Regions from separate parts of the Mus musculus genome. Here region 1 is linked to region 2. Evidence: chromatin loops called from intact Hi-C (ENCODE). Cell type or tissue: heart. All regions are shown on one strand. Links, peaks and the distances in the headings refer to the core of each region. The heading gives the core; the rest is flanking DNA.

Evidence for each region. A loop is a pair of places that touch in the nucleus more often than their neighbours do. Peaks named below come from ENCODE experiments on the same cell type or tissue, not always from the same donor. Only the 100,000 strongest peaks of a DNase experiment are listed, where the experiment ranks them.
Region 1: a loop joins it to region 2, with 2.1 times the contacts of the local background. A loop is called at or near these places in 2 of 42 quality-filtered maps.

Annotation. Positions count from the first base shown.
Region 1 is chr2:117,834,657-117,849,777 of GRCm38, reverse strand. The region is part of intron 2 of 4930412B13Rik (RIKEN cDNA 4930412B13 gene); the gene reads right to left. Among named protein-coding and RNA genes, the nearest start is that of 4930412B13Rik, 20 kb to the right of the region's middle. In heart, for the core only: a CTCF peak has its summit at 9,229; a DNase peak (open chromatin) is centred at 9,177.
Region 2 is chr2:118,103,922-118,119,042 of GRCm38, reverse strand. It overlaps Thbs1 (thrombospondin 1), which reads right to left and starts at 7,167. Exons shown (of 22, transcript NM_011580.4): 1 at 6,968-7,167; 2 at 6,334-6,428; 3 at 5,514-6,073; 4 at 4,634-4,709; 5 at 4,190-4,392; 6 at 3,973-4,095; 7 at 3,120-3,213; 8 at 1,386-1,559; 9 at 705-881; 10 at 221-394. The coding sequence starts at 6,400. It overlaps Gm13986 (predicted gene 13986), which reads left to right and starts at 7,841. Exons shown (of 10, transcript NR_126479.1): 1 at 7,841-8,346. In heart, for the core only: CTCF peaks have their summits at 7,602 and 7,810 (motif pointing right); DNase peaks (open chromatin) are centred at 7,242, 7,782 and 8,312; H3K4me3 peaks cover 1,765 bases; H3K27ac peaks cover 2,160 bases.

The DNA of each region.
Region 1 (15,121 bases), core at 7,929-10,428, 270 kb after region 2:
CTTTAATAACTCACTTAAAGAAATACAGGAGAACACTGCTAAAGAGTTACAAGTCCTTAAAGAAAAACAAGAAAACACAACTAAACAGGTAGAAGTCCTTAAAGAAAAACAGGAAAACACATCCAAACAGGTGATGGAAATGAACAAAACCATACTATACCTAAAAAGGGAAGTAGACACAATAAAGAAAACCCAAAGTGAGGCAATGCTGGAGATAGAAACCCTAGGAAAGAAATCTGGAACCATAGATGCAAGCATCAACAACAGAATACAAGAGATGGAAGAGAGAATCTCAGGTGCAGAAGATCCCATAGAGAACATCGGCACAACAATCAAAGAAAATGCAAAATGCAAAAAGATCGTAACTCAAAACATCCAGGAAATCCAGGACACAATGAGAAGACCAAACCTACAATAATAGTAGATGAGAATGAAGATTTTCAACTTAAAGGGCCAGCAAATATCTTCAACAAAATTATAGAAGAAAACTTCGAAAACCTAAAGAAATGTCCATGAACATACAAGAAGCCTACAGAACTCCAAATAGACTTGACCAGAAAAGAAATTCCTCCCAACACATAATAATCAGAACAGCAAATGCACCAAATAAAGATAGAATATTAAAAGCAGTAAGGAAAAATGGTCAAGTAACATATAAAGGCAGGCCTATCAGAATTAAACAGGACTTTTCACCAGAGATTATGAAAGCCAGAAGATCCCGAACAGATGTTACACAGAAACTAAGAGAACACAAATGCCAGCCCAGGCTACTATACCCAGCCAAACTTTCAATTACCATAGATGGAGAAACCAAAGTATCCACGACAAAACCAAATTCAAACATTGTCTTCCCACGAATCCAGCTCTTCAAAGGATAATAACAGAAAAAAACCAATACAAGGACGGAAATCATGCCCTAGAAAAAGCAAAAAAGTAATCCCTCAACAAACCAAAAAGAAGACAGCCACAAGAACAGAATGCCAACTCTAACAACAAAAATAAAAGGGAGCAACAATTACTTTTCCTTAATATCTCTTAATATCAATGGACTCAATTCCCCAATAAAAAGACATAGACTAACAGACTGGCTGCAAAAACAGGACACAACATTTTGCTGCTTACAGGAAACCCATCTCAGGGAAAAAGACAGACACTATCTCAGAATGAAAGGCCAGAAAAACATTTTCCAAGCAAATGGTCTGAAGAAACAAGTTGGAGTAGTCATTCTAATATCTAGTACAATCGACTTCCAACCCAAAGTTATCAAAAAAAAAAAAAAAACAAGGAGGGACACTTCATACTTATCAAAGGTAAAATCTTCCAAGAGGAACTCTCAATTCTGAATATCTATGCTCCAAATGCAAGGGCAGCCACATTCATTAAAGAAACTTTAGTAAAACTCAAAGCACACATTGCACCTCACACAATAATAGTGGGAGACTTCAACACACCACTTTCATCAATGGACAGATCATGGAAACAGAAACTAAAGAGGGACACAGTGAAACTAACAGAAGTTATGAAACAAATGGATTTAACAGATATCTACAGAACATTTTATCCTAAAACAAAAGGATATATCTTCTTCTCAGCACCTCATGGTACCTTCTCCAAAATTGACCATATAATTGGTCACAAAACATGACTCAACAGATACAAAAATATTGAAATTTTCCCATGCATCCTATCAGATCACCATGGACTAAGGCTGATCTTCAATAACAACATAAATAATAGAAAGCCAACATTCACGTGGAAACTGAACAACACCCTTCTCAATGATACCTTGGTCAAGGAAGGAATAAAGAAAGAAATTAAGGACTTTTTGGAGTTTAATGAAAATGAAGCCACAACATTCCCAAACTTATGGGACACAATGAAAGCATTTCTAAGAGGAAAACTCATAGCTCTGAGTGCCTCCAAAAAGAAACTAGAGAGAGCACACACTAGCAGTTTGACAACATACCTAAATGCTCTAGAACAAAAGGAAACAAATTCACCCAAGAGGAGTAGACAGCAGGAAATAATCAAACTCAGGGGCAAAATGAACCAAGTGGAAACAAGAAGAACTATTCAAAGAATCAACCAAATGATGAGCTGGTTTTTGAGAAAATCAACAAGATAGATTAAACCCTTAGCCAGACTCACTAGAGGGCACAGGAACAGCATCCTAATTAACAAAATCAGAAATGAAAAGGGAGACATAACAACAGATCCTGAAGAAATCCAAAACACCATCAGATCCTTCTACAAAAGGCTATACTCAACAAAACTCAAAAAACATGGATGAAACGGACAATTTTCTAGACAGATACCTGGTACCAAAGTTAAATCAAGATCAGGTTAATGAGCTAAACAGTCCTATATCCCCTAAAGAAATAGAAGCAGTCATTAATAGTTTCCCAACCAAAAAAAGCCCAGGACCAGTTGGGTTTAGTGCAGAGTTCTATCAGACCTTCAAAGAAGATCTATTTCCAGTTCTTCACAAACTATCCCACAAAATAGAAGCAGAATGTACTCTACCCAATTCATTCTATGAAGCCACAATTACTCTGATAACTAAACCACAGAGAGACCCAACAAAGATAGAGAACTTCAGACCAATTTCCCTTTGAATATTGATGCAAAAATACTCCATAAAATTCTCTGTAACCAAATCCAAAAACACATCAAAACAATCATCCATCCTGACCAAGTAGGTTTCATTCCAGGGATGCAGGGATGGTGTAATCTACGGAAATCTATCAACGTATTCTACTATATAAACAAACTCAAAGACAAAAACCACATGATCATCTCGTTCGATGCAGAGAAAGCATTTGACAAAATCCAACACCCATTCATGATAAAAGTCTTGGAAAGATCAGGAATTTGAGACCCATACCTAAACATGATAAAAGGAATCTACAGCAAACCAATAGCCAACATCAAAGTAAATGGTGAGAAGCTGAAAGCAATCCCACTAAAATCAGGGACTAGACAAGGCTGCCAACTTTCTCCCTACCTATTCAACATAGTACTTGAAGTCCTAGCCAGAACAATTCGACAACAAAAGGAGATCAAGGGTTTACAAATTGGAAAGGAAGAAGTCAAAATATCACCTTTTGCAGATGATATGATAGTATATACATAAGTGACCCTAAAAATTCCACCAGAGAACTCCTAAACCTGATAAACAGCTTCAGTGAAGTAGCTGGATATAAAATTAACTCAAACAAGTCAATGGCCTTTCTCTACACAAAGGATAAACAAGCTGAGAAAGAAATTAGGGACACAACACCCTTCTCAATAGTCACAAATAATACAAAATACCTTGGCATGACTCTAACTGAGAAAGTAAAAGATCTGTATGTTAAGAACTTCATGTCTCTAAAGAAAGAAATTAAAGAAGATCTCAGAAGATGGAAAGATCTCCCATGCTCATGGATTGGCAGGATCAATATAGTAAAAATGGCTACCTTGCCAAAAGCAATCTACAGATTCAATGCAATCCCCATCAAAATTCCAACTCAATTCTTCAACGAATTAGAAAGGGCAATCTGCAAATTCATCTGGAATAACAAAAATCCTAGGGTAGCAAAAACTCTTCTTAATGATAAAAGAACCTCTGGTGAAATCACCATGCCTGACCTAAATCTGTACTACAGAGCAATTGTGATAAAAACTGCATGGTACTAGTACTTACGACAGACAAGTAGACCAATGGAATAGAATTGAAGACCCAGAAATGAACCCACACACCTATGGTCACTTGATCTTTGACAAGGGAGCTAAAGCCATCCAGTGGAAAAAAGACAGCATTTTCAACAAATGGTGCTGGCACAACTGGTGATTATCATGTAGAAGAATGTGAATTGATCCATTCCTATCTCCTTGTACTAAGTGGATCAGGGAACTCCACATAAAACCAGAGACAGTGAAACTTATAGAGGAGAAAGTGGGGAAAAACCTTGAAGATATGGGCACAGGGAAAAAATTCCTGAATAGAACAGCAATGGCTTGTGCTGTAAAATCGAGAATCGACAAATGGGACCTTATAAAATTGCAAAGCTTCTGTAAGGCAAAAGACACTGTCAATAAGACAAAAAGGCCACCAACAGATTGGGAAAGGATCTTTACCTATCCTAAGTCAGATAGGGGACTAATATCCAATATATATAAAGAACTCAAGAAGGTGGACTCCAGAAAATTAAATAACCTCATTAAAAAATGGGGCTCAGAGCTAAACAAAGAATTCTTACCTGAGGAATACCGAATGGCTGAGAAGTACCTGAAAAAATGTTCCGCATCCTTAATCATCAGGGAAATGCAAATCAAAACAAACCTGACATTCCATCTCACACCAGTCAGAATGGCTAAGATCAAAAATTCAGGTGACAGCAGATGCTGGCGAGGATGTGGAGAAAGAGGAACACTCCTCCATTGTTGGTGGAATTGCAAGCTTGTACAACCACTCTGGAAATCAGTCTTGTGGTTCCTCAGAAAATTGGACATAGTACTACCGGAGGATCCCTCAATATCTCTCCTGGGCATATATCCAGAAGATGTTCCAACTAGTATGAAAGACACATGCTCCACTATGTTCATAGCAGCCTTATTTATGATAGCCAGAAGCTGAAAAGAACCCAGATGCCCCTCAACCGAGGAATGGATACAAAAAATGTGGTACATTTACACAATGGAGTACTACTCAGCTATTAAAAAGAATGAATTTATGAAATTCCTAGGCAAATGGATGGACCTGGGGGGCATCTCCTGAGTGAGGTAACCCAATCACAAAAGAACTCACATGATATGTACTCACTGATAAGTGGATATTAGCCCAGAAACTTAGAATACCCAAGATATAAGATACAATTTGTTAAACACATGAAACTCAAGAAGAACGAAGACCAAAGTGTGGATACTTTGCCCCTTCTTAGATTGGGAACAAAACACCCATGGAAGGAGTTACAGAGACAAAGTTTGGAGCTGAGACAAAAGGATGGACCATCTAGAGACTGCCATATCCAGGGATCCATTCCATAATTAGCCTCCAAACGATGACACCATTACATACACTAGCAAGCGTTTGCTGAAAGGACCCTGATATAGCTGTCTATTGTGAGACAAGGCTGGGGCTCATTTAAAAAGAGGATCTCTTTTTAAAGACAATAGAAAAGTTGAAATGGGTCTATTTGTATAAGGTGGGGTTTTAAGGGATAGATTAATTCTCAACTGATTTGTCCAAAGTCGAACTTCTTAATTGTGAAGGCACATGTGCTTCTTGCCATGTCCTCGGTTGACTGGAAGGCTAAACACAGACCTTATTGAGATGACACTAGTGGACAGAGAGATCTTTCTCCTTGTTCTCAGATATGAAGCTCTTTCTTCAGAGGAAAATTCCTGATGGCATTTTAAACATTTCTCAAATATCTCTCCTAATTGTACAAAGTAACCTCTAAGATATGATATGGTTCTTATTGACTTAGTAACCTTCATTTGGCTTGAAAGTATTCTGTAATTCAATCAGACACCATTAAAGTATAGTATTCCCCTTTAGAAGGAAAGCCCTGAACATCAATGTTTCTTACCTCAGAATCAGTCATGGGCTTTGTCTAATGGCTTGGACCTCACTAATCAGAATGGAATTTCCTCCAAAGGGAACATGCATGTGTCCTTTGAGCTCTCTTTGAGACTTTATACTGTCTTTCACCAGCCTGGCCTCAGATCAGTGGTATACTTTGAGCAGATGAAATCATAGACTTTTGTTTGATTTTCATAGTATAATACCCCTTCCTTAAATTGTCCCCTTTGGAATATTTCCACAAGCTACATAGTAAACTATTATCCATTTTCTCATTATATCAATTAGGCCTGGGGTATACATCTCATTCCATGGAACTATTTGTGTCAAAAAACAAACAAAATAACCACATGCATGTCTTTGATGAAAATCAACTCGAGTTCTAGTCTAACTCTTTTCATCTGCCTGGGTTGGTGAGATAATCCAGTTTACCACACTCATTCCTAGAACACCTCTGTCAGAAACAGTAAAAGTTGGTCCTGCCTCTTTCTCCCAGCTCCAGGCTCCCAGAAATAAGGCTCAAATTTAAAATATATTTACAATACCTTAACCATATAAGCTAGGCTCTTCTCTGACTGGATCCTAACTTATTATAACTCATTTATTCTAACCTACATTCTGCCATGTGGACTGTTACCCGTGTTCAGAAAGGACCATGCTTGTCTCCTCACATGTCAAATCTTCCGTGCCTGGTTCTACCCCAGAATCCTTTCTGCCTCCCAGATGATCCACCTTCTATTCTACCATTTCCTATAGGCCATAGGGTTTTTTTTCTTTAATTGGCAGGTGATACATCCATACAATACACAGAATATTCTCTCTACAAGGAGCAAGGAAAGCTAGACACTAGAGTAGCAAACATTTTAACAGCAATGAGAACAAATACTGTCAAAAAAAATAACCAAGGTATATACTGAGGTCAACTTTACACAGAGGTCATGGGATTTTAGAAGGGAGAATGAAGATCGGAACAGAGGAAGCTGAAATACAAAGGTCAGGAATCAGGAGTGGGGAGTGCCAGTGGGTTCAGGCTCTTTGACCTGGGTAAGTAGCACCTAGGGAAGTCAGGCTTTTTGTAGCCCAAACTATATTAGGAAATAGGCGCCCCATCTTTAGAGGTTTTCTGGAGAAGACAGCACATTCTCTTGACAACTTTGAGCTTCTATGGATAGGACTTTGTGGTTCTGGTTTTATTGTTGTTGGGTTTTTTGTTAATTTTTTTTGTCAGTATTATAGCTCTTTTAGAAAATAGCTTGTGCTCTTTATTTGGACTGAACAAGGACTATATAAACCTTGAAAAACAGGAAGTTCTTCTTCTTAGGGTGAATTTTAATTACCTGGGGTTTAAGGTTCTGGGGATACCTCATTTCCATGGAGAGGCATTCCAGGAAGTTATATGACATTGCCCAAGTAGAGTGTGGGGGTTGGTCCCCCCAAATAAGATAGAGAAGAGGAAGCCCTCTGAGAAAGAGTCCTCCACTTTGTGCCAAGCTCAAGGGAGCTACCTGGACATGGTGGACTTTGACCTTAAGTAGCAAGGTTTCTCAACAGGAATTTAATGAGGTGAACTAGACTATAATGCTGAGAACATAGCTTTGAATTATTAGAAATTGTGGTAGTAATTAGTCTTGTGTATGTGTATGCTGACTAAGAATCTATGTTTTTTATGGGTTAATTTTGTTTGACAAGTTTCACTTCTGTGTAGTGTATTCCAGTTCCTCTTTCACATATAGCCTCTTATCTTTTTCCCATTACAATCCCACCTCATCAGAGCTTCATAACTTTTGGGTTTGTTTTATAGTCCGTTTATTTTAACAAAGACCATCTGTGTGACCACTGTGTGGAATAATCCATTAAAACATGGTACTGTGGTCATTGTGTATACAACTGAATGTATGCTCCCACTCGCCTTGAATCTGTCAGTAACAAAAAGTTCAGCAATGAAGGCTAGGGCCAGAGCCCCTCCTCCACCCACACTGGACCTGTTAGGGGCCATTCTTTTGTTTGTTTGTTTTTTTCAGTTTTTTATTAGATATTTTCTTCATTTACATTTCAAATGCTATCCCCAAAAGTCCCCTATACCTTCCCCCCGCTCTGTTCCCCTACCCACCCACTCCCACTTCTTGGCCCTGGCATTCCCCTGTACTGGGGCATATAAAGTTTGCAAGACCATTGGCCTTTCTTCCCAATGATGGCCTAATAGGCCATCTTCTGCTACATATGCAGCTAGAGACATGAGCTCTAGGGGTAATGGTTAGTTCATATTGTTGTTCCACCTATAGGGTTGCAGACCCCTTCAGCACCTTGGGTACTTTCTCTAGCTCCTCCATTTGGGGCCCTGTGTTCCATCCAATAGATGACTGTGAGCATCCACTTCTGTGACAGGCACTGGCCTAGCCACCATACTTCTGTATCGCAGAGCTTTAAATTCATGATTATAATAGTCTTTCTCCAAGTAACAGGGGTGAGAAGGGATGGCTGTAGCCTTGGATTAGGGATAAGGAAATCAAGAAAATAGGGGAGGAGGATCAACCAAAACAAAGAAGTTATAAAAAAAGCCATCTGGAAAACTGCCATGTGCTGAATGCTCCAAAAGGATGCTCCCAGAGGCAGTGAGTAGACAAAAGGATGGAGGACGGATACTTCCTTGTCAGTTGAGATTCAAGAGGTACCCCCAAACAGTACAGACTCTTCCTCTCCACCTTGGTTACCTGTCAGAACTAGGTGATAAGACCCAATTGTTGATGATATCACATACTCTGGATATATTGATAAATATGCTGGAACTGAGCTGGAAATTTTCTCCTCCTGGCTATCTTTCAATAGTCCTCAAATGTACTGTAAAGTGTCCTTAAGGAGAGACTTGGCACAAAATGAATCAATGGTCTTATCCAACTGTGACTTCTAAGATCTACAAGACCAATTTGCCAGAGAAGATTGGGTAATGGTGGCTTGCATGTTATGGGCATAATCAACTATTCTCTTATTGGGTTCACTCTTCAGGGAAGAATTCATGTCTAACCAGTATTATGATACTAGACAGCTGGTAAAAACAAACACACACACACACACACACACACACACACACACACGCTAGAGGAAATCTAGGCCTAAGAGAATTGAATACTCAATTAGCAATTGACGTAGCACCAATCTGCCATTTAAATATTTCTTGTTTATACCCATAGAAAAGTTCTACTCTTAGCCTTAATCAGAGAAGCCTTTCTGTCCAGTAAACAGTGGTAAATATAGAGACTCATGCCTGCACATGGTACTGAGGATGAAATAACAGTATCCAACTGTAAGACTTTCATTTCAGGCCCCCACCCCTCATAAGATTTGGTGTTCATAATTTTTATAGGGATAGGGCTGAAGTGTAGTTGAGAAGAAGGTTCAAGAGCCTGGCTAGAGTTTGATAGAGAGCTAAAGGATGAATCTTTGTTACCTGTTATTGAGTTCATATGAATATGCTAGAATATCTGTCCCAAAGCACTGAGCACAAAGAAACTGTATTTCTCCTGACCAGTGTTTGTCCTCTTTGGCTCCTATCAGTGTGCTCCTTCAGGGCCAGGGGCTGGGCTTCTCTTTGCACACTGGAATGTTTTCCAAGTCAGGAAGTCCCAGTAGCCGTTGACTCATACCCCTAGAGAAAACTGGTGGCCAGTTCTAGAACACAGACAGAAATCAGGACTTGGCTTCACAGACTGTATTTTTCAGGATAGCCCTACAATTCTTCTTATTTATTTATTTGTTTGTTTATTTATTTATTTATTTATTTGTTTATTTATTTATTGGTTTTTTGAGACAGGGTTTCTCTGTATAGCCCTGGCTGTCCTGGAACTCACTTTGTAGACCAGGCTGGCCTTGAACTCAGAAATCTGCCTGCCCCTGCCTCCCAAGTGGCGTGTGTCACCACACCCGGCTCTTTTTTTTTTTAATTTATATATAAAAAATATTTATTTATTATACGTAAGTACACTGTAGTTATCTTCAGACACACCAAAAGAGGGCATCCGATCTCATTACAGATGGTTGTGAGCCACCATGTGGTTGCTGAGATTTGAACTCAGGACCTTTGGAAGAGCAGTCAGTGGTCTTACCCGCTGAGCCATTTCACCAGGCCCCTCCCACATTTCTTTGGTGGCAAAATGCCTTTGTTCCTTTGCTCTTCTCAATCTCTGTGTTATCTATTTAAGCCTCCTCTTTCTCAGCCAGTTTTGAAAGGAAACAATTCAGGAAGTCTTATATGCTCCTTTTATTTCTGCTCATTCCCATTTTCCCTGAAGCACGGAACCACAGAAGCTACTCTTGGATTGTCTAGGGGAAAAGGGAAAAATTCAGAGGGAAAAAACCAAACAAAACAAAAACAGAAAATAAATTCCCACTTATACAAGTTGACATGAGGAATCTGAGCCTAGCTTTTTTTTTTTTTCTTTTCTTTGCTCAGTGACTTCAGATGCCAGTCCTTACCTTTGAAACCTTTCCCATCCCAGCCATTGTGCATCAAGTTTGTGGCAGGAAGCAGTACCATGAAGCTGAATGGATACGTAATGTGTAAGGCATGGGGTGGGCTGTCCCTCAGTCATGCTCCTCTCTGGTTATTGTACATCTAAAACCGAGATCCTTTGGTGCCCATGACTGTACCAGTCATTTCACCCAGGTCAGAGGAAAAGTCTGCCAGATCATCGACTCATACCCAAGGTTACTTTTTCCTAATTGAGTCTTTGGCTCTCTTTGTGTAGTACAAATGTTCTATTCTCTGACAGAAATGGGGCATCACCTTGCCGTTGGCCAAAGTCACTGGCATTTGTCCACATGTCATTTCTCCTGAAACTGTTGTTCAAGATGACAATTATTTTCCACCTTTTAGAAGTATAATTTTTTTTTATTATAGAAAACCGGGATAGAACCACAATGTCTGTTATTATAATTATCCACGTTTCTATTTAAATAAGTGTGCTGGTCAATGCCTGGGGGGGGGTGGAATATTATACTCAAGAGAGTTTCTATTTTCGATATGTATGTAAATACATTGATTGCTATCTTGTGGATATAAAGATCAAGACACAAAGGGGCACTTGGAGCATAGAGCGGGCTGTGGGTCTAGCACTCCTTACAAGTGTCATCCAATGTTTTCCTCTCCCTCTTTGTTTCATAACACCAACATCTGGGAGGTCTTCTGTTGCACTTGGGGTCCATTCCTTTTAAATTGCTTCCCTTTCTCTCTCTTGGCACAGCCTGAATTGCATTTCTGAGGCAACTTACAGTAGAAAAGATCAATGCTCGAAGGGTACCTGTTTCTCTCCCCCCTGAGCTTACCAGAACGCTGATATAATCAGCTTTCCCGGCACCTGATATAATCTGTCAGCAGCAAGTAGATGCCAGTGCCTTTCTTCCCTTGCCTTCCACGCTCCCTCACCATCTATGTGCCTTACCCAAGGCTGGACACTTGGCTGAACTTCAGGACACATCCTGATTCTGTTTACAGGTGAGGAAAGACCATGTCTAGTACCCTGAAGAGAATGGGGGCAAGAGAGTTCATCTCTGCAGCCATGTGCCGGACCAAGACAAACAAGTGACTCACTGGCTTCCTCTGCAGCTTGATGTCACAATCAGTTCGCTATTTCCTGACTTAGCCAACACTGAAGCCAGGATCACCCTATATTATGTTGATTCCCATCTCCTGATTACAATTGCTTCCTTCAAAGAACAGTGACTACAGGACAGGCCAAGCATCTCACTGGCCATGTGTTCTCTCTGGGTTCTCTGCACTCTGATACAGAAACAGAATGATTGTTTTGTTTTGCTTTGGTCATCTTTTTCTCTAAAATTTTGTTTCTGTAGAGATTCCTAAGGACTTCTATTTATTTAGGATCTGTCTCTCAGAGTTTGAGTATGTACTTACATGGATTCTGGACAAGGGGAACCTAGAGAATAAACACAGACACACACACACTCAGAAACACAGACACAGACACACACACACACCACCTAAACTAGGATTGAAGAATTACATTTTTCTTTAAAGTATGTGGATGAGTAAGTTTTTACTTAAATTTAAAAAGAGCAAGCAGCTTTGATAGGTAAGAAAAGGAAAACGCTTTTGCTTGCCTCCCTACCTCGGATGTCAACCCTCATTTTTCTCCTCCATCTTCCATTCAGGAGAGTATTGCTAGATGTCTGTCTGCTCTCTGCAAGCCATTGTGCTGAGCACTAGGGCGGAATTAAACAGCCTCACCACATCAATCAAGCACAACTTGGTCTAATTTTCTGATTTCCAGAGATTCAAATTTTTATGGAAAGTAATATAATGATCCCTGAAAAATTATAGCTAGAGAATTGTAAATAGTAAAAATGTAAAAGGCCACCTCCCTTCCCCCCTCAGGGTAGTGTTATTGGCATTTAAAAGACTATTCCCTTGTCTTACTGTGTTTCCTATAAACTCACAACATTCCAGAATTCATTGCACAAGTAGGCTAACATTATTAAAACAAAACAAATCACAAAACAGAACGAAAAATTCTTTCTGGGAGCTGTCCCACTGCGGGGAGGTTTTGGTGAAATGTCTCTGCTGCCTGCTCAGGTTTTCCCTGCTTTTGGGCTGTGGCACCAGGCTGTAGTGTCAGTCACTGAGGGCCATGCACCCAGCCCTCTGCTTGCTCCACTTAAGCTTGCTTTCCTTCTGTTGCTGTCATGGATCCTCTACCTTGGTTTATAAAGAAATACCGTAGTAAACATTGTATGCTCATCTGTATACACATTCCTGCATTTATAGGACTACTGAGTAATTATAATTTTAAAGATTTGAATTCATTTCTGGGAAATTCATGCATATATATTTATGCTCAATTCAGAATTGTAATGAAGTATTATTGATGCTGGAATATGAAAATTCTTATTTTTGTGGGCTTCTGAATATAATATTATATTGAATATGTTTATGTATATTATTATTCTCAACCAATAACTTTACACTTGTCAGTTAGTATGTATTCCCCCCCCCCATTTTTTTGCTATTGAAATCTATTTATGCTATCACAATAAAATTCTACAGATTGGACAATTTATAAGTGATAAAGATTTACCTGGTGTAGTTCTGCAGGCTGAAAACTCCAAGAGGGAGACACTGCATGTTTGCTATCAGGTGAAGGCTTGCCCCTCACAGACAGTACTGGACAGGTGAACTTGCATGGTGGACAGGCAAAAGGTCAAATGGGGCATTTATCCTTCTGAAGGCTTTTCACTATGGACACGAATCCTATCTTCTGAGAGTGGAGCTTTTTATGATCAAGCTTTTCCAACCCTTGTACTGTACTATCATCACTTTAGAGGTTTAACATGTAATCCTGCAGGGACAATTGTGCTTGAGCCACATCAGCCACCGAATACCATAGGACCAAACTTACCTTCCTTATCTGTGAGTGTGGAGAAGCACATGTCTATGTGTGCAGAAATTTTTGGTCTATAGTGTAAATCACCAGCCACATTTTTAATCTTCATTCCTATTGGATAGTTAATTTTTATTGTCTTAAAATATTCTTCATATATTAATATCAGCTCATATCTTCTAAATATAACATAGAAGCTGCACAAATGAAATCTGTAAATTATGCTTGTCTAAAGAAGACCTGCATTGATATGCAGCAGTCCAATTGACTTGTCTCAGGGATGGGACATATTTTACAGGGTTCTACTCTTAAATAAAAAGCTACAGGCAGTCAACGGCTGCGGAGGGAAGAAGAACCAGTTTTTTCTAGAGTTATTGACCTTATTAGGTTATATAATTCCAGTGGACAGCCTGAAACACATGTATATAGAAACAACATTAGATATACTCAGTAGAATTAATATATACATAATTAATATTACAGAGTACATTATATATACTTAATACACATTACAAATATAATATACATTGTATGTAATGTAATATGTATAATGATATAGTTCATTAAATATTGTGAAATATATAGCATTATATTTTACATATAATACATAATATAACATATAGTATACTCTATATAATGTATAATGTATACTATATAATGTATAATATATGACACAATATGTAATTATATATAATGTATACAGTATGATGTACACCATATTATAATTAATATATTTATTAATAATACTTTAAAATAATCAATAATAATTAACATTGTATGTAATATATATCATATTTCACATATTATATATAACATATAGAATATGATATGTAATACATGATATCATTATACATGATGTATGATGTATGATGTATGATATATGATATATGATATGAGATATGAGATATAAGATATGATATGTAATATAATTTATAATATACAACTAATATACAATTAGCCCATAATTAATATATAATGTAATATATAATTATATATTTTACATATAATTGTAATATAATATGCTATATTATAGTATTATATATATGTCCCACCCCCATGACAGTCATATACATATTATATATATAATATAATGTGTAGTATAATATATGATGTAATAAATTATATGATTATCTTGGGTATTCTAAGTTTCTGGGCTAATATCCACTTATCAGTGAGTGCATATCTAATGACTTCTTTTGTGATTGAGTTACCTCACTAAGGATGATATCCTCCAGACACATCCATTTGCCCAAGAATTTCATAAATTCATTATTTTTAATTACATATTTTCCTCAATTACATTTCCAATGCTATCCCAAAAGTCCCCCACACCCTCCCCCCCCCCACTCCCCTACCCACCCATTCCAATTTTTTGGCCCTGGCGTTCCCCTGTACTGGGGCATATAGAGTTTGCCTGACCAATGGGCCTCTCTTTCCAGTGATGGCCAACTAGGCCATTTTTTGATACATATGTAGCTAGAGTCAAGAGCTCTGGGGTACTGGTTAGTTCATAATGTTGTTCCACCGATAGGATTGCAGATCTCTTTAGCTCCTTGGATACTTTCTCTAGCTCCTCCATTGGGGGCCCTGTGATCCATCCGATAGTTGACTGTGAGCATCCACTTCTGTGTTTGCTAGGCCCTGGCATAGTCTCACAAGGGACAGCTATATCATGGTCCTTGCAACAAAGGCTTGCTAGTGTATGCACTGGTGTCATCGTTTGGAGGCTAATTATGGGATGGATCCCTGGATATGGCAGTCTCTAGATGGTCCATCCTTTTGTCTCAGCTCCAAACTTTGTCTCTGTAACTCCTTCCATGGGTGATTGTTTCCAATTCTAAGAAGGAGCAAAGTGTCCACACTTTGGTCTTCGTTCTTCTTCAGTTTCATGTGTTTTGCATATTGTACCTTATATCTCGCTATACTAAGTTTCTGGGCTAATATCCACTTATCAGTGAGTACATTTCATTTGAGTTCTTTTCTGATTGGGTTACCTCACTCAGGATGATGCCCTCCAGGACCAACCATTTGCCTAGGAATTTCATAAATTCATTCTTTTTAATAGCTGAGTAGTACTCCATTGTGTAAATGTACCACATTTTTTGTATCCATTCCTCTGTTGAGGGACATCTGGGTTCTTTCCAGCTTCTGGCTATTATAAATAAGG
Region 2 (15,121 bases), core at 6,869-9,368:
GGTCTAAGTTGCTGTCACTGCCATGTACTACTTAAAAGAGAATAAGACACTGAAGGGTCTCTGTTACTGGAAATGGTTGCCTTGCATCTTACTGTAATCAAACCACTAGGGCCAATTAAATATGGCACCCTCCCCCTCCCCGCACCCAGTGAATACTGACTATGACATTCATAAAAGAGAAAGCTCCCAGGGTGGTGGTGTCCCTGGCCTCGCAGCTTACCAATTGGGCAGTCCTGCTTGTTGCAAACTTGATTTTCTGTCACATCGCCAACACAGTCTTTGCCTCCAAACTGGGGTGTGGGGTTGTTACAGAGTCGGCTGCGTCTCTGCACTCCTCCTCCACAGGTGACAGAGCAGATGTCCCATGGTGACCAGGGACCCCAGCCTCCATTAACTGTAAGCAAATGAGTCACATGTAAAAATTCAGTTTTCGGGTGCCTTATCTGTCCCAGAATCCTGTCCTGAGCCGGTTTCAAATGCCCTCTAACCTGGCCCATGAGAAGAATCTTTGGGAATTAGGGAGGTTGAAATGGTTTGCTTTCTGTTTTTCATTAAAAGAAGCTGCTGAGCAGGCAGGACTTGGTTTCTGTTTGTTTCTCTAGAGAGTGAGCTCCCATGCTCCATGGTCTACTTAGCTGCAGAGAGCAGGCCACCAGCTGGGTAGAGCTGCCTCCCATGTATCCCCAGGTCAGGCCCACACTTACTTGGGCAGGCGTCTTTCTTGCAGGCTTTGGTCTCCCGGGCTTCACCTTCACAGGGCTTCCCGTTCATCTGGGGGCTGGGGGAGTTGCAGAGCCGGATCCTTGTGATCACACCGTCACCACAGGTCACAGAACAGGACGACCATGGAGACCAGTGACTCCAGCCACCATCCTGTTTAACTGAAGGGCAAAGTTGATTGTCACCAATGGGTGCTGCCTTGGAGGGGGCCACACAGCAAGTCTCAGCAGGCAATCATTCCAGCAGCCCACCAAAAGCAGCTTCAACTAGTGTATTGTAGAAACTGGCTACTGCCACACTTCAGTGGAGAAACTATAGGGAAGATGGTATTTGTCTGTGTGTGTGAGTTGCTGTCAACAACCTAATATTTATAGGTTGCTGGTCAGGAGCCCAGATCCATTCTGATTGTTTCATATGAATTATCTAGAGAAAATGGCTAAAGTAACTTTATCAGGAATGGTTATTGTTCTCTCGTTACAGATGAGGAGGAGCCTCAGGGAAGGAAGGTCAAGCCCAGGAGTGCAAAGGTTAGAGGTGTGATTGAGACTGAGAGCCCGCAGGCTCAGAACCTGCATTCTCAGGCTCCCCGCTCGCTCCGGAGCTGCTCTTTGTGAGGGAAGCACTGGGCAAGGGAGATTGCCACCCTTGGCAGCCATGATGCTTACATCTTTTGTCACACTCCTGAATGTGGCAGGTCCTTGTCTGTACCGAAGAGCCCTCGCATCTGTTGTTGAGGCTGTCACAGGAACGACCACGTTGCTGAATTCCATTGCCACATGTGGCAGAGCAGGAGGTCCACTCAGACCAGGGAGACCAGCCATCGTCAGCAGAGTCGCTGGCTGTGGGGAGAAATGAGGTCGTTAGCATCTCATGTCTAAGATAAACTGTTCTTAGGCAGTTTATTTACTTATATGCTTATGGCCCTTTATAGCCAGAGGTGGTAAAGCAATAGGTTTCTTTTTTTAAAAAAAGCCTTCTTTTTTCATACTCTTAGTTTAATGGAAGCATGATTAACAACTAGAGATTGTGTACATTTATGTACTCTCCAGACGCTTGGCTATCCAAGAGTCTTGGGAACTGATAATGATAATGGAGCCAATTCACACATCTCTCCTTTCACAGGCACAAGCAAATCCTAAGCAACTACAGTGCCAGTGTGTCCTGCATGAGATCTCCCTGGCCTGAGTAGCACAAGTCTTGGGCCAGTGGTCCAGGAGTTCATCCCAGGTCATCATATGCAAAGGACTGGGCTGATGGCCCACTCTGCCTGGTCCTCACAGCTGAGCCAGCTCACAGTGTGCACTCTCCTGTTCACCCATTATGGATTCTTCCATGTGCACCTCAAGCAAGTTCCCCTTTCCTGACTTAGGATGTCTTAGATGTTTCCAGGCTGGTGCCCAAGGATGCCAGTGTGTTAGGCAGCTTCTCTGCATCACTTCTGACTATCAGTGAAGCCCTGGTCCATGTTGGGAGGCAGTTTGCCTGGGGCTCTGCCTCTGCCTCAGTCACGAGGTGGATCAGTTTGTTTTCCTCGTGCTGGCCTCTGGTGTTTTTGTACACACTTTCTCAAGAGGAGAAGGTGTTTGTTTGCTATCTGCTCAGACACCGTGACGACAATCACGCCTGTCTATCAGGGGACACGGAACTTGTTTTTGTTTTTGCCATCCATGAACATATTTCTAACAACCCCTAGCTCAAACTCAGAGCTCCGCTAGCTCTCGGCAGGCTTTGTTCCCTGTAACTCACCCTCAGATAGAGGTTGGACAGAAGTGGATATACAGAAAAACATTATTATGCCAAAATTGCTACCATGGGATGGGTGATTCTGAGTCGTGGCTCATGTGTGCAGCTCTGTGTGTGTGAGTGAAGGGCAATTCAGTATCCCTGATTTCTTTGTGAGGCATGGTGAGTCACTTTTATGACTTGTGCCTTCTGCATAAAATATCTCCTTAGCAAAGTGATTATACTGGCAACAGGCCCCTGAGGCAGAGTGTTACACAGCAGTATAGTGGCTGATTTCTTTTACTGCCCTGGAAATTGAACAGATGCTAAGCCCTTAGGCCTCCTCTCACTGCAGATAAAACAGGTGGCTTTTCAAGCCTCAGCCCAATGCTTACACAGTTTCTGTCCGTTCTCCAGTAGATCATTTTTTTCAACAAAGATCAATTGCTAAAAGCAACCAGCTTAAGTCTACTGCTGTATCCATCTCTCTCCTTATAGCATAAAACCAGAATCCATAAGCTCTGTAAGATCATCCATTGCCTATGCCATAACCCAGATCTGACTGGAACGTCTGATGGAGCTGGGAGGGGCTGGGCTCTGGTGTTGTGCCCAGCTGTCAGGATGCCCCCAGACTGAGCTAGCCACTGAGGGATGGCTACACCATTTTAGGAACTTACGCCAGCACCGTGGGCAGCATTCACCATCAGGAACTGTGGCGTTGGAGCAGGGCATGATGGGACAGGACACCTTTTTGCAGATGGTAACCGAGTTCTGCAAGGCAAGAGAAGGAGAGGGAACGATGTTACCAAGCGTATTGCAGAGAGGAGCTTTCTGTGACATTGCCATTATAAGCCAGGACACAGGAGGGGTGGCTTTTATAGGAGGGATGTCTCTGCTGGATCTGTAGTCCCCAGAGGTATACAGTTCCAGGGCTAATTCTCACTCCATTCTTTGGGAAAGTTCTTTTTAACTGCTACTCAGTCAGGGGTGGAAGTTACAGAACAACACATTTGCATAAGGGAAAGCAACGGACGTTGCAGGTATCAGTAAGCATCTCAAAGGTAGATAAGGGTTTTTATCACATATTAGAGGGAGGCGGGAACTTAATTGAAGTTGTGTCTCAAATTCAGTAACCAGTGATTTGCATTTAAACTTTTCCCGGTGAGCCAGAGATCCGAACAGTGTTAGAAGAATCTGTCTGCCAGAGCTGAATACAAATTAGGGCTGGCCAAAACCGAATGCTTTAAGCGGGTTTTATGTATCTGACACTCAATACTTGGTCTTTGAACTAAAGCAGGTAAGTCATTCCAACGTTTAGATAGATTTGTTCTCTTAGCTGCTCAGCCTGGGGTATTATTAAGATAAACCTTCTGAGATTTAAAGAGGAATTTGCAGATGTCATTACATATTAAAGAAAAAAAAATCACTTTGGTAGCAGGCCAGAGCACATTTAAAAATGTGTGTAGTCATTTACGTATCTCCCGAGACATATGTCTCCAAGTCTTATTGCAGTCTGTGAGTGTCTCTTACCTGGCAGTGACACTCTGTGCAACTGTCTACAGTCCACTCCTCGTTGTTCTTGTACTGGACTCCATTGTGAAAGCAGAGGGGAGGCCGCTTCAGCTCACTGACCAGCTCTCTGTTCTCTTCCGTCTGAAAGGGGAGAAGGCTCATGAGTGTCCAGGCTCCCATGGGACCACCTGTGGTGATTTCCAAGAGCTGGCAAATGGGAGGGGAAGCCACTGACCACTTTTCGGATGCTGTCCTGCAGAGTGGTCACGATGGTGCGCAGGCCCTTCAGTTCCAGGACCATGCTGGATAGTTCATCACAGGAGAGGCCACAGATAGCTTGGAGGTCCTTTGTTTTGTGGCCGATGTAGTTGGTGCGGATAGCAGGGCTGGAACCGTTCACCACGTTGTTGTCAAGGGTAAGAAGGACGTTGGTAGCTGCTAAGAAATAAGATGTAACGTATTCGATAGCTGATTCAAGGTTTCAACAGCTGATCCCACCAGCCTACCCTTCGGGTTCTGGGTTATAAAAGACATTTCCTTTGGAATGACAGAGTGGGTGCGAGCCAACTCTGCTCCCCCTGAGATATTGTGTATGCACCCTACTGCTTACATTAATCAGGGTGCTTTCGGTGGACTTCCCCAGAATTCTCCAAATCTTAAAAAACACAGGGGTACTCACAGCTGGAGCAGCCTTTGTTCCTGAGAATGTCTTCTGGGGTGGTTCCAAAGACAAACCTCACATTCTGCAGCACCCCCTGTGGGCAGAGGACAGACGTGGTTTAATGCTGGGCGTGGGGGTGGGGCGGCCAGTCTGAGTTTGCTTGTGGTGAACGCTCAGAAAGTTTAAAAGAACTTAAGATCATCCTGCCAAACTATCACAGAGACATAAATTGCCGAACAACTTCAAAATCTTAATTGTGTCTTCTGCCAACTGGAGCATTTTACAAAGAATCCAGTTTTCAGGCTGCTTGGGGTACACAGGAAATGGAATTTGATCCCAAGTCTGGAGGACATGATACTCTCCAGTGACAAAGAGTTAATGTGGGCGTTCAAAGCCACGCTTGTAAGAAAAAAAAATATCTGAAAGTTAAGGCAAGTAAGGAGTCCCAGAGGCACATGACTGGACTGTTATTCATGTCTTGCCTTAGATCCATACTGAAAGCACCCAGAACACCCTGCCCAGGGACTCAAATACTGACAAAGTATCCTTTTCATGCCCTATTAAAACTGCTAGGTACATTTGATACAAGTTACTTTCCTAAGGGCACAGGGAGTACCCCATTCTGAAACAGGCTGAGTGTAATAGGAAAACCATTTCTTATCTCTCCTGATAGCTTTGAAAGCATGGGTCCCAGGTCCTGGCACCATTACAACTTATTTCTTATTAGGAACAAAATTTCTCGGGTCCCTATCAAATCTGAAACCCTGGAGTTTTGGGTCATCTGTAATATGATTTAACCAACCTTCTGGGGGTGTCTGTTCCTCTTTACATTTGAGAATCATTTTTAGTCTACCGATATTAATTCCACATAGCCCTTGTGACAGGTAAGAAGATTTACCTGAAAATTGTCATTGACATCTCCCTTTGCAACTCGGAGCCTGGCAACGCTGGCCAGATCCCTGGTGAAGATGCTCTGGATGGGTACATCCAGCTCCGCGCTCTCCATCTTATCACAGTCTATGTAGAGTTGAGCCCGGTCCTCTTGAACAAACAGCGTGATGCTCTTCCACTGGCCAGTGGCCAGGAGAGCTTCCTCCACTGACACCACTTGTTGCTTCCCTGGCAGGCTCAGGCTCAGGTCCAGGGTGCCAGCTTTGCCGTTGGAGACCACACTGAAGATCTGGCCAGTGTTGTCTTTCCGTTCCACAGCCAGGAGTGTGCCCCGGGTCTTCTTCATCTGCCTCAAGGAAGCCAGGAAGATGAAGCCTTTGTCGGCCCACACAGCGTCCAGTAGGTCTTGGAACTTGTCATCCGGCACAGCGGGGATCAGGTTGGCATTCTCAATGCGGAAGGCGGGGCTGGATAGATCTTGGCCCTTCACCAGTCGGCGACCGGGGCCCCTTCGTGCACCTCCAATGAGTTCAAAGATGTCAAACACACCGTTATCTCCCCCAGACTCTGTAAGGAGAGAGAAGACAATCGGCTTTCTAGGCTAGGTATAAGGGGGTAAAGTTCTGGCTGTGAGGAGCCAAGGTGGGAACTCGTGACAATAATGGCAATTATGGAAAGCTGAGCGAGGGAAGCTGCATCCTTATCAGGAGATAAGGACTCCAAGGAAACACAGGAGCTATCGAGAGAGAGAGAGAGAGAGAGAGAGAGAGAGAGAGAGAGAGAGAGAGAGGAGAAGGGGGAGGAAAATGAATATATCACAAACTCACCTGGAATGCGGTTGCTTCCACACATATGCAACAGGAACAGGACACCTAGTCCCCGCAGGAGCTCCATGGTGGAGCCTTTGTGCCCAACACGGAGCCTGTAGCAAGAAGCACAGGAGGCCAGAGTCAGAGACCAGGAAGCAAGGTGGAAGGGCAGAGGTGTGTGTGTGTGTGTGTGTGTGTGTGTGTGTGTGTGTGTGTGTGTGTTTCTTCTTTTGCCCCATATGTGCTGAAAAAGAAGGGTTTACTTTCCAAACGGTATCCAGTATAAAAAGAGCGCCAGAGGCAGGGGGATTGTTGGAGTTCCAGGATAAAGGGTATAAAGTGACTTGGGTCCGTCCCCTCCCCCCCGCCCCTTTAGACAAGATTACAGAATGTATTTTGGATGGCGACAGTCAGGGGTAACCTGGAGACTACTGGGGAGAAAATCTTGGGGTGTCTTGGAGGTATAGTTTGTGAACCCGAAGGCTGAAGAGAACCAGCTCCGGAAAGTTCTTTCCAGGGGATAGACGGGGCAGGATAAAGGAGTTAGGAAAACCAGAAGGGGAAGAGTAGGAGATGAGGAGTAGCGCTGATCATCTGCAGCCTGGGGCTTTGAGGTGGCCGGCCAGGTGCTCCGCAGAGGCGGGAGGTTTACCTGTGTGCACCGGGGCTCAGTAACCCGGAGAGGTGGCAAAGGTGAAGTGAAGGACAAGGACGCTGAGTCCGGTGAAGACGCTGAGACTGCCGGTGCGCCGGGAGAGACCGTGGCAGAACTGGATAGCAGCTTCGCGATTGCCTGCAGAAGTCCGATGAGGCTGGCTGACTCCAGGCAGTGGCTGGCTTGACTGAGGAGCCCAGGACCTTTTAAAGAGGCAGGAAGCAGGGAGGGGGGAGGGTTCTCGGGGGCGGGGGCGGGGGACGGGGACGGACGGGTTCATTTCTCCGCCCCCTGCTGCTTGGCGCACAGCTCTCGGGCTGAAAGTGAAGGGGGAGACTCCGATCCCGCACAGGAGCCCTGGAACTTGTCAGAAAAATAGGTCTCCGCCCACGCAGCCTTGGCGTACTCAGCCTTTAGCGCTTAGGATCTTGCGCCATGTGAACTGGAGACGTTCTGCATGAGAGTCCCCAGACGCGATGCTTCTTTGGGGACCACCTAAGACCCTTTAGGGAGGCTTTCATTAAAGCACATCTCCTTGAATAATTCCATGACAGAGACGCTTGGGGATCGAGACAGTCTGGTTTAAAAATAAAAGAGGGCAAAAGGTTGGACCCCTTAAAGGAAGCTGCCTCCTGAGTCAATCCTGGTGGGTGGGGGATCCCATGTCATCTATACTTTGCGCTTCACTCCTGTCCCGCACGCCTGCCTTCCGTCTGACTCACTAAGGGTGTCAGCACGGTGTTGCACAGGGCCAGCAGGACCGTGCACGGAGGTCGCCTTCCGACTCACTGTCCAAGTCGAGAGTTTTTTCCCCAGTTCTACTTTGCTTCCTCAGATGGCCGCTTGGGGGCGGTATATGTATTCTGATTTAGGGGATCCTTTCGGAGAGTTTTTAGCGGCATTTTAAGGAAGCGAATTTATATCCCGCTCCCTCAAGGCAAAATTGAAATTGTGTCTTGAAAAACAATTTTGTGCCCACTCGTGTTTCTTAACGTGACTCCCGATAGGAGAATTTGCTGAACCATCTGGCTCCAGGATCTTACACTATTTACAGAACGGACCCGTAGAGTTATAAATTACTCTCTACCTATTATTTTATTTCCCATCTTTCTCCCTAAACAGTTTTTTTTTCATTTTTTCGGCTCCCAAAACCGAGGTGTGGTTTACATTTCTGTGGGTATACACTTTTCCATCAGTAGACTGCTGCCTGATCCTTTGTCTCTGAAGTCTGGTCTCAATGCCATCGGTCCGGAGCCAAGATGACTCCAGCTGCCTGGAATTCCATTCATCTCTTTGGGAAGGGACGTCAGCGGCGGCGATGCTTCTCCAGCTGTGGCCCTGCGTGAGCAGGCTTGGCTCTGAGTCCAGGGATCCAGGTAAAAGCATCACCAAATAAGGATCTTGGCAGAATCAGGGCGGGGCCGGCTGAGGGACAGCTGGGGCTCCCTCCCCTTATCAGTTACACCTGGCTGGACTCCCAAACCTTGGAAACACCCAGGACTTTATGCTCATCACACAGCAATTTCACTTTCCTTGTGTGGGAGGGAGTGTTCGGTGACAAGGTGTGTGAGTGTGCGTGGTATGTGTGCGTACACGCAAGGAGGGGCTTACAGAGTGTTTCCTAGTTACTCCGGGTACACAGCTACACAGCCAGTGCCTCTTGTAGATAAGTACGTTCCCAAGATGTGTTTGTTTATTAGACTTCAGATACTCAGAGCCAGCAGTAAAAGTTTCTACTGGTTGATTAGTCAAGTTAGATTCCTGCCCTTGAAGTCACAGGCCCTGACTCAGCCACTGAATCTGAAGATTCGGGATCATCAGGCAGGCTTGCTCTTCGCTTCCAGTTCCTTCCGCAGGTCCTCTTTGCTTTGTGGAAGGCGATTGCTTTAAATATCCTGCTCAGCACTAATTCTTCCTGCAGGAACCTTTGGGACTGCCCTGGGAGGGCTGGTCTTGAGACCCTCTTTCCTCATGAGTTTTGTACCACAGAGGTGAATGTCAGCGGCCCACAGACAAGAGCTTCTCTCCTTGTGTAAAGCCACCAACTTCCCTAGGCCCAGCTACACCTTGCTGATGGATCAGGAGCAATCAGGGTCTGCCCCTTTGGGCCATGTGCTGTCCAGACTGAGGGGGTGTGGACAGTTTGTAACTTGGCTCCTTTCAACAACACAATACAAGTTTTGACCTCCTCCACACCTTTCAGATAAGGCATTATGGGAGAGCTTTGTTGTACTGAAAGCTGGCAGTGGCCTAGGAGATGTTGAATACAAACATAGAGTCTTTCCCTAAACACAGCATGACAATCCAGCTGTCCTGGTTTGCAGGAGATGAGGTTCCTAGGCAGCTATGAGGTCTCACCCATATTCCCAATCACCACCACCCAAAGTCCCGATCATCATGTGCTGTGAGCAGATGACAGAAATTCAGCACACTCTTGGGATGTTGTAGAGAAGCAAGGGAAAAAGCAGGAGTTACTATCTTTAGTAGGGAGAATACAGTCTGTCTGTGTGAGTTCATATGTGTGTGTGTGTATATGTGCATGTGTATGTGTTTATGTGTGTGTTTGTGTATGTGTGTGTATGTGCATATGAGCATGTGTGCATGTATATGTTTGCCTGTGTGTACGCTACCCCCTTCTTGTGTGTGTGTGTCTCCTCAGTGAGTGCAAGCATGGATCCCCTCCTGCTTCTATACCTTATGTCTATTATTTTCACTTGTCTTCCATCCACCCTTCCTGTTAGGCCTCATGGTCCTCTGTCATAAATCCTACTTTCGTGCCCTCTCCCATTTAAATATAGATTGTGCATACTAGAGAAACTGTGACATTTGTCTTTCTAAGCCTGTCTTATCTCACTTAACATAATGATCTCTAGTTGCATCCATTTTCCCACAAATGTCATAACTTCATTATTCTTTATGGCTGAATAAAACTCTTTTGTGTATATTTTCTTCATTTCCTTTTTCCATTTGACAGTTGGTGGGCTTCTAGCCTGCTTCTATATCTTGGATATTAAAGAGGATAGTTTCAAGCTACTAAACCTACCAACCCTAAGGGCCAGACTGCCTCCTGGTGTCTTTATGACACGTGCTTATTGTTTAATCTCATTTGCTCTTGTTTTCTGTTGCTCAGGACTGTGGTACCATTTCCCATAATGACTTTCACTCTTCTAGTCCCTTCTGCTCATACTTGGCAAGATTCTCTTTTTACCTCTGGAGGGCTCAGAAATAAAGGCAGATCATAGATTAAACCTTTGATAGCCTCTTCACCTATACTGTTAAATACAACACTTTTTTGTTAAATATAAAAAGCCTTCCCACATAAGTTGCTTTACTCTCCTTCTGTTGGCCTTAGAGATGGGTGTGGTATTTAATTCTCAAACAGGCTCATGAGACAGGAAGCAATTGGGACTCTCATATTTCTAGTCACCATGAAGTAAGACTTTATTTAACACAGTACCAATTAGTTCCTTTGTAGAGTGAGATGTTAGATATTCTGTCTGCAATTGGGAATCCCAGGGAACATCCTGGCTTTGTGTATGAGTCACACACAAGGTTGGGGGATAATGTCAAATATGTTCCCGTAGTCTTTGAGACAATGTCTTTCTTTAACCATGGGGCTCACTGACCAGCTAGCCTGATGAGCCGGTAATCCCCTTTCTTCTTCTTATCTCTGCCTCTCAGTGTTAGGATTCCATCTGACCTTTGTATTACATGGGTCCCGGGGATGCAAATTCAGGCTCATCCTTCCACAACAAGCCCTTTGCTCAATGGGCCACTTTCTCAGGCCGAGTTGAAGGGATGTTTTATACACTGCTAGTTGGAATGTAAACTAGTCCAGCCACTGAGGAAATAACTAGCGGGGTTCTTTGAAAAACTAAAAGTAGATCTACCATGTGAGTAGCTATACCACACCCAAGCATTTTCCTGCAAGACTCCAAATCAATACTTGTCGAAGATGTTTACACAGCAGCAGTCCTTGTCACACTAGTCACTGGAGTCCCCAAAGACAGGAAGGAGCATAGAAAATGGGGCGCACATATACAGTATCACAATATACATTTCCTTCAGTCATAAAGAAGAACAAAATTACATCACTTATAGAAACGTGGATGCAACCAGAGGAAGTCTGTCAAGTAAATTAAGGCAGTTTTGGAAAGACAGATGCCATGTTCCTTTTATATGTAGTTCCTAGATTTTATATAGGTCTATAAAATCATACTTTATGTTTATGGGACCTGTTATGTACTTATGACATGGAAGTCGAAGTGAAACTGCCTAGGAGAGAAGGGGGAGGAGGGGATCGTGGGAGAGTACAACCGATGCCCAATATGGACTGTCGTCCAAAAGGTTCTTCCGTGCCACACAGCATTATAGGCACTGACTATTTACAATGATGATTTTAAAATGAAGTGTAAGTAAGCTGGTTTACTAAGGAGAAAAATGGGTCTGAGACCCGTCCTTGTTTTTCTTGTTGAGACTGAAAGGATTCCAATCATGTGACCCCCACGACAGCAGTGACTTCAGTGAAGAAGGACTTCCCGAGGTGAAGACCTCACACTGGAAAGCTCCCGAGATGGGCTGTGAGTGTTTTCCAGGAGTTTGGATTAAGTAGTTAGCCTGGGCTAGGTGTGTTTCCACTTGGCTATTCATAGGCTGGCCCTCAGAGGTCCCTGGTAAGGAAATTCATGAATCTGAAAAGCCATGAGACAGTGCAGTTCCCAGAACTGCCATGATGCAATATTGCTTTAGAAGCTGATTAAACCCTAAAAGAATCTAGTTTCCTTAAGGTAAGGTGTGACATGCTCCCTCACGCCAGGCACTGGCAGATTATAGTTTTTCAAAGTGTTTGAGGTTTTCACATGTGTGCTCCAGATTAAGTGATAAGTCCAAGTTTTCTGTTACCTTTCCTGGAAGAAGATGACGAGTGTCAGAAAAATAAGACGAGCAGACATAAAGAGGGACCTGACCAGTGTTTGGACTTCATAAACGTATCTGAAGGCCCACTACGACATGGAGACTGGCATCAACTGAAGCTTCGGGGAAGGCCTCACATGCCGCTGAAATGTGTGGATGGTGTCCAGATGGCCGAGCTGCTGGGCACAGGGACATCAATCTTTCAGAAAGCTCTCTCTCTCCCTCCTCCTCTCTCCTTCTCTTCATCTTCTTTTTCTCATGGGATCATGTCAAATTGGATTTTGTAGAACCCTAGCCAAAAGAACCACTCTTCTTTCTAATTTAAGAGTGTATGGTCTGAAAACAAAACCCTGTTTCATTTTAGTATGGCACTGATGGTAAACATGGCTGTTCCCAGGACGATGATGAGGATGTGGGAGCTTGGCCGTCTCTGGCTGGCTGCATGATCCGGCCTTTCCTCTGTATGTTCTTTTTCCCTTTCATTTTCTTTCTCCTTCTCCCTCATCTTCTGTTTCCTCTTTTCATCAACATCTCGACTCCTTTTTCTTTCTACCTTTCTCCCTTCTAGTCCCCCATCCACCTGCCTTCCTTGAGGTTAACATATAAGAATAAAGAACTGAGAGATCTGGATTCGCCTTGCTAGAATCCCAAAGTCAACTTCTCAGAATTCTAACCACCTTCATACCAAGACTAAAGCAGAGACTGTATAGACAAGTCTATGCTTCCAGGTTCCTTTGACGGTGTTCAGTTCTCTGAGGTATAGTGCTCAGGGCGCTGGCTTGCTGAATCCAAGAGCGAGGGTTGTGGATTGGGTTGAAGAATGAGTGGAAGTGTAAAAGCATATTAACCATCACGCTGATGAGACTTGAGTTTCAAGGCTCCTCGAATGCCCAGATTCCTTCCAAGGTGCCAGAGGGACCTCTGTGAAGTTCTGCAAAGTCCACTGCTTGTCTATATTAAGTGACTTCCCATTCTCTTCCTCATATGAGTGTTAGAGCTGAGATGACAAGCACACATATGCACCTCGTTAAAGGCACACAGCAGAAAGACATCGCCATGTGGGTTGTGCTCACTTATCCGTGAAATGAAAGAAAGACTAGTTTTACTTACGCGGGTATTCCTGCTTCCCACTGAAGGTCTAACCTGAAGATGGACAGTTTGAGGCAGAACATGAAAGGTCACGTCAGCCTGCATGTGGGTGACAGAGGAGAGACCAAGTTGAAATGCAGCTGAAAGATGCCAGTCTGAGGAGATGTGTTGCAGAAGTGTGGAGCACCAACATTTTGTTTATGCCCAGATTTTGTGACGTTTATCATTTTAGATGATGGAGATTCTTTTGGGGTTCCACAGATAGAATCACTGGGATGAACTTTTAGGAGAAATAGCTTTTAATAACACTTGCCACTCACTGTAGGGAGTACTGAGAGAAGAGATCCAATAACCACCCACACGACAAAGGAGGTCCCTTACTTTTGCAGACTTCATAAGGGGCTTCAGTCTAGAACTAACACCTTAGGATAGGGCAGCTGCACTGGAGGCTGCTGCAAACTAGATGCATGAGAGTTAAAGTTCAGATAGGACACAAGGCTGTAGCTCAGAGGTTACCCTGGGCTTGGGATAGGAGAGAAAGTGCGGAGGACCCTGGACAACTCTCCTTGTACTAGCAGCACCGAAGTCTAATGTTTATTGCTTTGTTTTGAGTGTGTTAAGACATTCCCTGTCCAAAAGGAGCATTCATTTGACTTAATGCTTGATTCATCATTTGATATTTCTTGTGTAAAACAAACCCTTCTTCCTTGACTCCTCTTTTGGAGAAGGAGGAAGGAGAGAGATCGAAGAAGGAGAGAGCTTCAGAAGCCTCCTAGAACCATGACAAAGGCAGAAGTGCCAAGTGACATTCAGTCTAAAATGCCCAAGCCTCCCATCTTGTGCTTTCCTGCATGTATGATAGGTACAAGAATATATATGATGCCTGTTGGAGATTAGTTCTAATGCTTTGATTCAATTGGGAATCTGTGTGTCCAAATGCTAAAGGTCCTTGTCCCCAATTGGTTTTTGATCAATCAATAAAGATGCTAATGGCCAATGGTTGGGCAAAGGGAGACAGGGTGGGACCCTTAGAGTTGCCTGAGCTAGGACTCAGGGTGGGGTGGGGGAGGAGAAATCGCCTTGAAACGGTGGGATATGGATGGACGTAGGAGCTGCAGGAGATAAAGCCAATGAGTCATATAAAAATTTGGATAAGTGGCCACTGGCCATTTCCCTGATTGGGCCTAGGGTAGCAGGGGATGGTTTAGGAGTTCCCAGCCTTTGAGGTAGCCAAGACATTTTAAAATTAACCGGCATGTGTGCATGCGTGCATGTGTGTGTGTGTGTGTGTGTATTCGAGAATCCAGATAGCTTCTGGGCAGGTTCCTACATGTGATCTGCTGGGAGCAAAAGCGGTGTAACCAAAACTCACCACTACAGACACCAGGTGGTACACATCTGTAATCCAGGACTTGGGAGGTTGAGATGGAAGGGAAGCCTAGACCTCAAAGAGAGACCCTGCCTCAAAAAACCAAAAATAAACACAAGCGAGCGCAATCCCTTCAAACTAGACCCAACCGAAAAGAACAAAAATAAAAATACACCAGGGTGTTAGAAGCACTGCAAACTCAGACATTTCTACATACATTAGAAAATAAAATGAGATAAAGGGGAGGAAAAAATGTAATTTACCTGGGCTAATTATAGCATGAGCTGTTTGCCATCAATACCTAATTACTATAAGTGCTATGTAACAGAATAATAATTAAGTGTGTCAATTAATGTCATAAAGTAATTTGTCTAAGTTTTATTGGCTGTAACCTCACTTGTTCTGTCTACTCTCACAGAATATGAAGGCTCAGCCCCAACAACTAACATGGTAATTAGTCTAAGACCTAAGGAGCCCTGGCTATACAGTCTCCCATGAGGATGTGTGTCAACCTCCTCCTGGCTACCAATGAGAGCAAATGGACCTTTAGCAGTTCCAGTTGAAAGTTACCTTTATTCTAATTACTTTAAGCACTTTGGAAGATGTGGAGGATTGCATACAACCTGTGGGATAGATCATTAGTTCCCCTTTTCTGTATGCTAGCTGTTTTCTTGAATATATATGTATATATATGCAAATACATATATATATATACATATATATATGTCCTCATTATTTAAATGTGCAGATTTGTTCTTTTGTGTTCTTTTACATCTGTG